Regions from separate parts of the Homo sapiens genome. Here region 1 is linked to region 2. Evidence: read pairs that join two places in POLR2A ChIA-PET (ENCODE). Cell type or tissue: PC-3. All regions are shown on one strand.

Region 1 (4,000 bases), 220 kb before region 2:
ATGGATTTTCTACTGACTTATATGCCATAAATATTTTCTTGAGTACTTCCTATGTGTTAGTCACAGCACTTGAGATTGGAGAGGAAAAGCAGTCAAAAACACAGAAATAAATAAGACACGACCCTACCCTCCCAGAATTCATAGTAGCACATACTTGACAGGTGAAAACATTTTTAGAAAAACAAAAACGAAAACCAGCAAGAGAACTGGCATCTGAAGGCAGGACACCTGGATTCCAGGAAAAGCTCTTAGCTGCATGACTTGCCTCCTGCCGGTCATTTGTCTTCCTTGGGCCTCCATCATCTGTGCCATGGAGATAATACCAACTTCGTGGATCCCACAGGGGTTGCCATGGAAAACATGATAAAACACAGGAACAGACCCTCTGAGAAATGTCTGCAGTGTAACTCCTTATCATAACACGAAACACTGAAGATTCTGTTGGCTGATAGGAATAAGAATTCTATTTTCCCACACTTGCCAGTCTGACTCAAGATGGCACCTAGTTCCTTGGACAAAGATCCCAAGGGTAGAGAAAGGCAATTTATCAGGCCACCATATGTCTGTGCTTACCAAGGAACCTTCTAGATGGTGACATTTTCTCATATGCTGTGGCTCACAGGGGAAAGACTGCCTCTATGTCTAGGGATGACAAGGTTTTATTCCAGGAGCAAATGAACCCCATCTGTGTGGTAGTGGCTGCCTGGAGCACTGTGTTAAAAAAGATCCTGAAGTTGCATCTTGGCTTGGCTAGAAAGAACATCCTGATAGATTATGGATGTCTGTTATGAATATGGAGTTGGGGAGTGGCACTTTGTTACTTGTGACCTAGGAAGATAACATGCCCACTCAACCACACTCCTTGTTGCACACCTTTCTTTAGAGCTGTGTCCTCTGGCCATTCAAAGGTGAGCTGAGTATTGGTCAATGCCCTGAACACGATTCCTTCTGTGTGAATTGTTAATATTAAGTTCTTAGAGCCAGCAAAGCCTAAGACATATGCCCAGCAAGAAACTGCTATTTTTAGGAAATTAGCTGGTCCTTCAGACCCGGTTAAATGTGCTAGGTGGTCTCAGTCATGTTCTTTATAAACTGAGAAGAATGCCTCACAAATTTGGGTGTCATTAGGGTCTGTGGATCCCGGGCACTGCCACACAAAATCACCCGGTTCAAATACCCTGCAGGTACATGATACCCTCTGCCGTTAATTCTATGCCATTTTGTTGAAGTCTATTCCACTTCCTTCCTTTACCACTTCTCAGGACAATGCATTCTCTGAGTTTATTATGAGCTTTATGCTCTATGAATTCTTGCCATTTTTCTAATATTTACCCTGCTTGCGTTTTAAAGGGGACCTCTCTCTTAGCATGTCAGGATGTGGCAAAGAGTCTGTACTGGCTTAGTTGCTCTGCTCACACTTTTATAAAAGTCTATTATGTCTGTGTTAATTCCCAACAGAGCTGAGCTGCAGTCAACCCCTGAACTACTTATTAAAAAGAAGCACTGAGCAGATGAACGCTCTGCTCATGACTGAGAGGGGAAGAGAACAGACTGTGTCCAAGTCCATCAACACATCATCTGTGCACCAGGAATGCTCCAAACACAAACAGCCCTAGTGAGTCACAAGGATAGATGAATGCTACGGTGATTCTTACATTTGCAGTCAGGACCACAGAGTGCTGGAGACAAGAGGCAGCTTAGAAACCATCTAGTGACTAAAGATGCAGAAATTCAGGCCCAGAACAATTAACCGGCCCACAGTGTTACTCCAAGCCAGGTATACTTACTATAAAAAAGAGTATCACAAAACTCTACATGTGAGGTATTTCATTTATGTCTCTTTTTGCTATTTCAGATGGTTTCCTCTCAGAACTAAAAGCACATTGTATTGCACATTGTAGATACTCAAAGTCTGTTAAATAAATAAACCAATGAGGTAATGTACATAACCCTGCAGAAGGATTTCAGTACAATGCTATTTATAATAGCAAAAAAGAGGAAAAAGTAAAGAGCAAATATAAGGAAAAGGAGTGAGCATCCATATAAGATATAGTCATTTAAAATATGTTTATAGAGTCCCAGTGTCACTTGGAAATGCTGATAACGTAATGTTAAGAAGAAAAGCAGAACACTAAATCGCACATATTCTAGGATCTCGGCATTATAAAGAAAAATGCACAGTAATATATTTGGGGGAAAATAAAACGAATCATGAACAGTAGTAGATGTTTCTGTTGTGATTATGGGAGGTTTTATTTCTGCTTCTTTGCACTCTGCTGTTTTTTGCAGATAATTTACAATGTGCCCATAGGATTTTCATAAGCAATGCGAGGGTATTAAGAAATAGAAAAGAATATCCACAGATATTATTCAGCCTTGCTGGGATTTGGAAAGAGACAGAGATCATTTCTCTCTTTTCACATAAAGAAGCTGATGAAACAAAGAGACAGAGACACTAGTGATGAAGGCAGGCATTAGCTCTCTGGTGTGGAGGGCCATCCAATGCCAGGCAAACAACAGATGCGGGATAAAATCCACTCAAACCACAGTGGGAGGGGGCAGGAGGTGTCCAGTCTTCCTCTTCACAAAGGTTCCATCCTTACCTTATCCAAAAGATGAGCAATACAAGGCTAGGCTCAGCCTTTACCAGCAGAGCCTCCCCAAAGACTCTCTGGCCCCTGCAGCCAATGACAATAAATTAACTATCACAGTGAGGTTTTTCCCCTTCGTCAGGCAATGTGCTATACACATTGTCTCATTAAATCCTCCCCATGTCTCTGAGGCAGGTCTTACTGTGCCCATCTGAGGGATATAGAGACCAGGACTCACACAGGTAAACCCAGGTGGCCAAGGTGTCACAGTTTGTAACCGGACCCCAGAAGCCTAAGCCCTCGCCCCTGTGCCCCGGCTGGTCATTCGTTCCTCCAGATCTTTGCAGCACTAAGAAGATGCTGCCTGGTGACATTTCCTGAATTGTTTCCCACGGGTCTTGTCTTTCAGGCTAGGACAAGTTGTTTAACCTTTCACGTGCGTCTGTCTCTCTTGCTTCCCTCAATTGGACTGTTAGCTCCTGAGGGGGATGAGGGGGTCCTGCTTTATAATTCCTTGTGTGTCCCACGGAGCCAAGCCTGGTGATGTCTTCAGTACTTGACACTTCAGATCTCAGAAAATACCTGCTCATCGATTATTGGATTGAATAGGTTAAGGAGGAGAACCGTCTCATGGGCAGACCTGGCCTGCAGCCAAGACAGAAGCTGGATGCGCCTCCCTCCGGACTCTTGACCCCACCAAATACGACGCCCATATATGTCAACTGTGGCATTGGTGTTTGTCCCCCACACCCCTAAACCACAAGCCAATAAATTGCAGGGCACTCAGACATCAGGATGTGTCCTTCACTTGCCACCAGACCTGAGCTGGCTACAGGCCAATGACAGCATAGGGCTGGCCCTGCCCGCCTCCCATCTGGCAGCAAGGATCCAGTTCCAGATTGTGACCTGTGGTTGAGTCTGGCACAGTGACCCAGGGCTCCAGCAGGCAAATCCCAGTCATAAAACCCTGGTCTGAACCAGCCACGTGATGGACCCCAGTTATCTCTTCCTAAATTGCAGCAGAGCTGATCTTCTTCCAGCTGAGCCAAGGGCCATCAGACAGGGACACGTTTACTTTTACTATCCTATTAAAGCATCCCAGAAAAAAAGAAACAGTCCCCATATCCTAGAGCAAGAAATAAGCAAATCATTATCTACAATGATATCCTTTAAGTCTAAGCTTGCCCAGAAGGTGCTGCACATTTGGAGACCAGGCTATGGCTCCCCTCTCTGAATTCTTTTGAAACCGCAGGGACTGTTACAGGCGCCTCCAAGACTCTGGAGCCACAGCTTGCCTAGCGCAGCTTCCCCCTCCCGGCAAAGCCCTCCCTGACAACCCTACCCACAGTAATCTCAACTTTCATGAACCTTTTCTCTCCCCATAGGGTGAACACATAAAGACACACACG
Region 2 (4,000 bases):
GTGTTCATTCAGGAACTTATCAATGTTCCACTCCTGTGGAGGTGAGGTCCTGCAGCTGGCAATGCATAGAGGCTCGGATCATTGGCGGCTGTCCAGGCACCCAGGCAGAATGTTTCACATCCCCAGCCCACGCTGGCAGATCCATGCAACTGCCCAGAATGAAGTGAGTCCTGAACCACAACAGACAGGCCCATTGTTGAGCTACCATGGATGGAGCTCATTGAGGACTTGCCTCTTCCAGGACTGTGAGAGAGCTCCTCCTCCACAACCCTCAGCCCATCTCAGCTTCTGTTAACCACCTTCACCCCCCAATACCCTTATAAGTGCACTTACATGGCACTAGGCCCTATCCTAAATGCTTGACATGTGTTAATCCATTAATCCTAATGACCCTTACCTGCCATGCTAGGTTTACTGGAAAAAGCTCTGGTTTATATTGTATCAGATTATATCACATCACATTGTTCAAATTGGTAATACAATTGCATGGTGAAAAATACAAGAGGGATAAAAGAATATAAGTCAGTCCATATCCAGGTGGGCCATTCTTCCATGGCTTTAAATGGAGAACCAAAGGGGCTTCTCCTTTCTTCCTTCAGTCCAGCCAGCTCTGCACTGACTTTCTGCCAGACTGTCAGCCCTTGGGGCAGGACAGTGGAGCCTGGGCTAAACTGATATTTCCCAAAGTTGGATCTTTTGAGGACCTCTGTCTCAATTTTTATGCATCCACATAGTACCTTTACTTTTTATTCTTTACTTAAGAATTAGCTTCAGGCTGGGTGCAGTGGCTCATGCCTGTAATCCCAACACTTTGGGAGGCCAAGGCAGGAGGATCGCTTGAGACCAGGAGTTTGAGACCAACCTGGGTAACACAGCAAGGCTCTGTCTCTAAAAAAATTTAAATAAAAAAAATAGCTGGGCATAGTGGCTCATACTTGTAATCCCAGCTACTTGGGAGGCTGAGGTGGGAGGATCACTTGATCCCAGGAGTTCGAGGCCAGCCTCAGCAACATCTCTACTAAAAAAGAAAGAAATGATTCACAACACGGCTTAGTACTTGGTAAGTGTTAGCTACTACTTACGGCATATCCCTTGCCATAAGTAGGAGATAACTGAAAAAAAAAACACAATGAAAACCAAACTATTAATTAAAAAATTAACTAAAGACTACCTGCCCAAAGACAAGTTTTCTCCTTGTCAAAATTCGAGATGAACCAAAGTTAGAGAAGTCATCAGCAGTGGTGAGGAGAATTGAAAGGGGAACAGCAATCTTGCCTCATGATACACTCTTATTCACTGCCCTTCCTGCCTTCCATCTAGATCCACCTTTCATGGCATTTGTGCCCCTTGGTCCACACTCTGGGGAATGCTGGGCCAAGCAGTAGTTTCATGGGAGATGGAGGAAGAACCGTCTCTCCAGGGAGAAGGCTGTTGATTCCACAAGAGGCTTTTACAAACTAGCTGTCCCAACTCCTTCCCCACCTACCTCTCCCTGGTTTTGCTGTGTCTATCTTCCCTGTGTGGGAATTATAGTGTCTAATGAAAGCTGTTATTTATGGAAGAGTGTTCTCACATGAAGAGTCTAGAGGCAAAAAGGGCTTGAGACCAGTGTATGAAGAGGAACTTTGGCCCATAGGGATTGAGATGGCATCTTAAGGGTTCCTTTTAAGCCTGGAAACTGGACTTTGAAAAAAAAAAAGTGGGAGGTGGGGGGTTCCTTGCACATTCTGCAGTATTTCAGAAAGATTTCATGTTCACTTTCTTATTAAGTTCTTGATCAACCCAGTGAAAAATTTGGGCAGATGATGATGAAACCAAAACCCAAGATGTCACAGCTCCCAAAGTTTGAGCTGAGGCAAGAATCCAGGTTTCACCACCTTCTGCTCTTTGTTCCAAACTAAGAAGTCCCCTCTTGAACACTTGTTCAGTGGTAAAGGCCATCAGAGTATACCATAAAACACCTTGAGAATTGCTTTTATGCAATAAATATTTGAATGAATGAATGTATTCATTCAGTTGGTGATGATCAAAGTGATGATCAATAAGTAGCTTATCATTGCATTTTTATTACATGCCAAGTAATGGTTGCTAAGGAACTTACATACATTATCTCATTAAACCTACACAACAATCCTATAACATAAAGATTATAGTTTATCATTTAGGAATCATGTTCAGCTGATGGTGTATGAAGTAGACTCCAGTGGCTTCAAACAATAGTTTTATTAGGGTATGTGTGTCCTTGGGTCTGTGAGCACTTTCCAAAATAATTCAGGTAAAATGGATCTAAGAGAATCCATTTCCAGAACTAAACTTCCACATTTACTCTTTCCCAATGTCTCCTTTCCTATGGCTCCTTTAATAATTTTCCTTCTCCTAGTTTACAAAAGAAAAGTGTATCTCTCGCCTGTCTTGAATCATAGTATGGTGCATTGCTCATGGATGTCAAACAAAGGAACCATTCAAAATCTTGGTGTCACAAAGCCTCCCTTAATCAAGGTACCATAAATCAATGCTCTCATTGCTACCCAATAGCTCATTATTTTTCCCTTAAACACATTTCAGTTAAGGGTGAAACATGCTGTTAGAAATGGGGTATTTTGGACTATACTGGGATGTTTTGAATTCAGACATATTGTAGAGTGATGTTTAGGAGTGATGACAATTTTTATTTAATGATATCTCACCTCTTCCAAACTCTAAGTATTGTCAAAGAATACATTGCTTCTGAAGGAAAGCTCAATGAGTAAAGGGGGAAAAAAACCTGTCAGTGAAAAATATTGAATGAAGCAGCATCTTATTTCATTTGGTGACACATTCATGGCACCTTATCTTTTTTACTTAGAATTAAAATTCAGAAGTGAGGTTTGCATGGGATTTTATATTAATATATCTACTTGAGATAATAATAACTGATTACATGTATATATAAATATGGAGAAATTTATTGAGTTATACACTTAGGATTTTTGTATTTTATTTATATAAATTAGACTTCAATTTTAGAATATAAATTAAATCTGATGCTAATGGCAAATTGAGAATATTTAACCAATCTCTTAAGGATGGCTTAATTGAAATAGAAAATGGGGACGTAGTATTTTTAAAATCCCCTTTAAGCCATAGGAGAACTACTAAAACAGTAAGAAACAAAAAACAGGTAAACAAAAAAGCTGGCCAAGATCTAGGACAAGACAGAAATTCAGAGATGCAACTGGTGCCATAGAGGTCGGTCTGCTTTTCTCCTGGGGACGTTTGATAATTCTGCCTGGAAAAGCCAACTATAAGAATGAGAGGCGAAGAGGCTGAAGAGTGCTTCTTTGTTGTTTGTTTGTTTGGTTTTTTTTTTTTTTTTGAGACAGAGTCTCACTCTGTCACCCAGGCTGGAGTACAGTGGCGCAATCTCGGCTCACTGCAACCTCCGCCTCCTGGGTTCAAGCAATTCTCCTGCCTCAGCCTCCCAAGTAGCTGGGATTACAGGCGCACGCCACCATGACTGGCTAATTTTTTTTATATTTTTAGTAGAGACGGGGTTTCACCATGTTGGCCAGACTGGTCTTGAACTCCTGACCTCGTGATCCGTCCGCCTCAGCCTCCCAAAGTGCTGGGATTACAGGCGTGAGCTACCGTGCCCGACCTGAAGAGTGCTTCTATTACTTCACAAGACAAAAGGGACACAAGTTGGATACCAAGGCCCACCATAGCAGTGGTACCTAGGAGTAAAAGAGAAACAAAATAGTCCCTGAAGCAACATAAAACTTTTTCTTTGAGACAGTCTCACGCTATCACCCAGGCACAAGGGCAGTGGCACGATCGTGGCTCACTGCAACCTCTGACAGTCAGATTCGAGTGACTCTCGTGCCTCAGCCTCCCGAGAAGCTGGGACTACAGGTGCATGCCATCACACCCAGCTAATTTTTGTATTATTAGTAGAAAGAGGGTTTCACCATGTGGGCCAGGCTGGTCTTGAACTCCTGGCCTCAAATGATCCCGCCGTCTT

Evidence for each region. ChIA-PET counts read pairs that join two places held together with the same protein. Peaks named below come from ENCODE experiments on the same cell type or tissue, not always from the same donor. Only the 100,000 strongest peaks of a DNase experiment are listed, where the experiment ranks them.
Region 1: POLR2A ChIA-PET joins it to region 2 with 7 read pairs; 2 of 35 experiments call an interaction of 5 or more read pairs at or near these places.

What each region holds. Positions count from the first base shown.
Region 1 is chr10:77,476,825-77,480,824 of GRCh38, forward strand. All of the region lies in intron 1 of KCNMA1 (potassium calcium-activated channel subfamily M alpha 1), which reads right to left. Among named protein-coding and RNA genes, the nearest start is that of KCNMA1-AS3, 130 kb to the left of the region's middle. In PC-3, no CTCF peak of the experiment used is centred here; DNase peaks (open chromatin) are centred at 1,647, 3,007 and 3,437.
Region 2 is chr10:77,692,934-77,696,933 of GRCh38, forward strand. No RefSeq gene overlaps it. Among named protein-coding and RNA genes, the nearest start is that of KCNMA1, 57 kb to the left of the region's middle. In PC-3, no CTCF peak of the experiment used is centred here; a DNase peak (open chromatin) is centred at 48.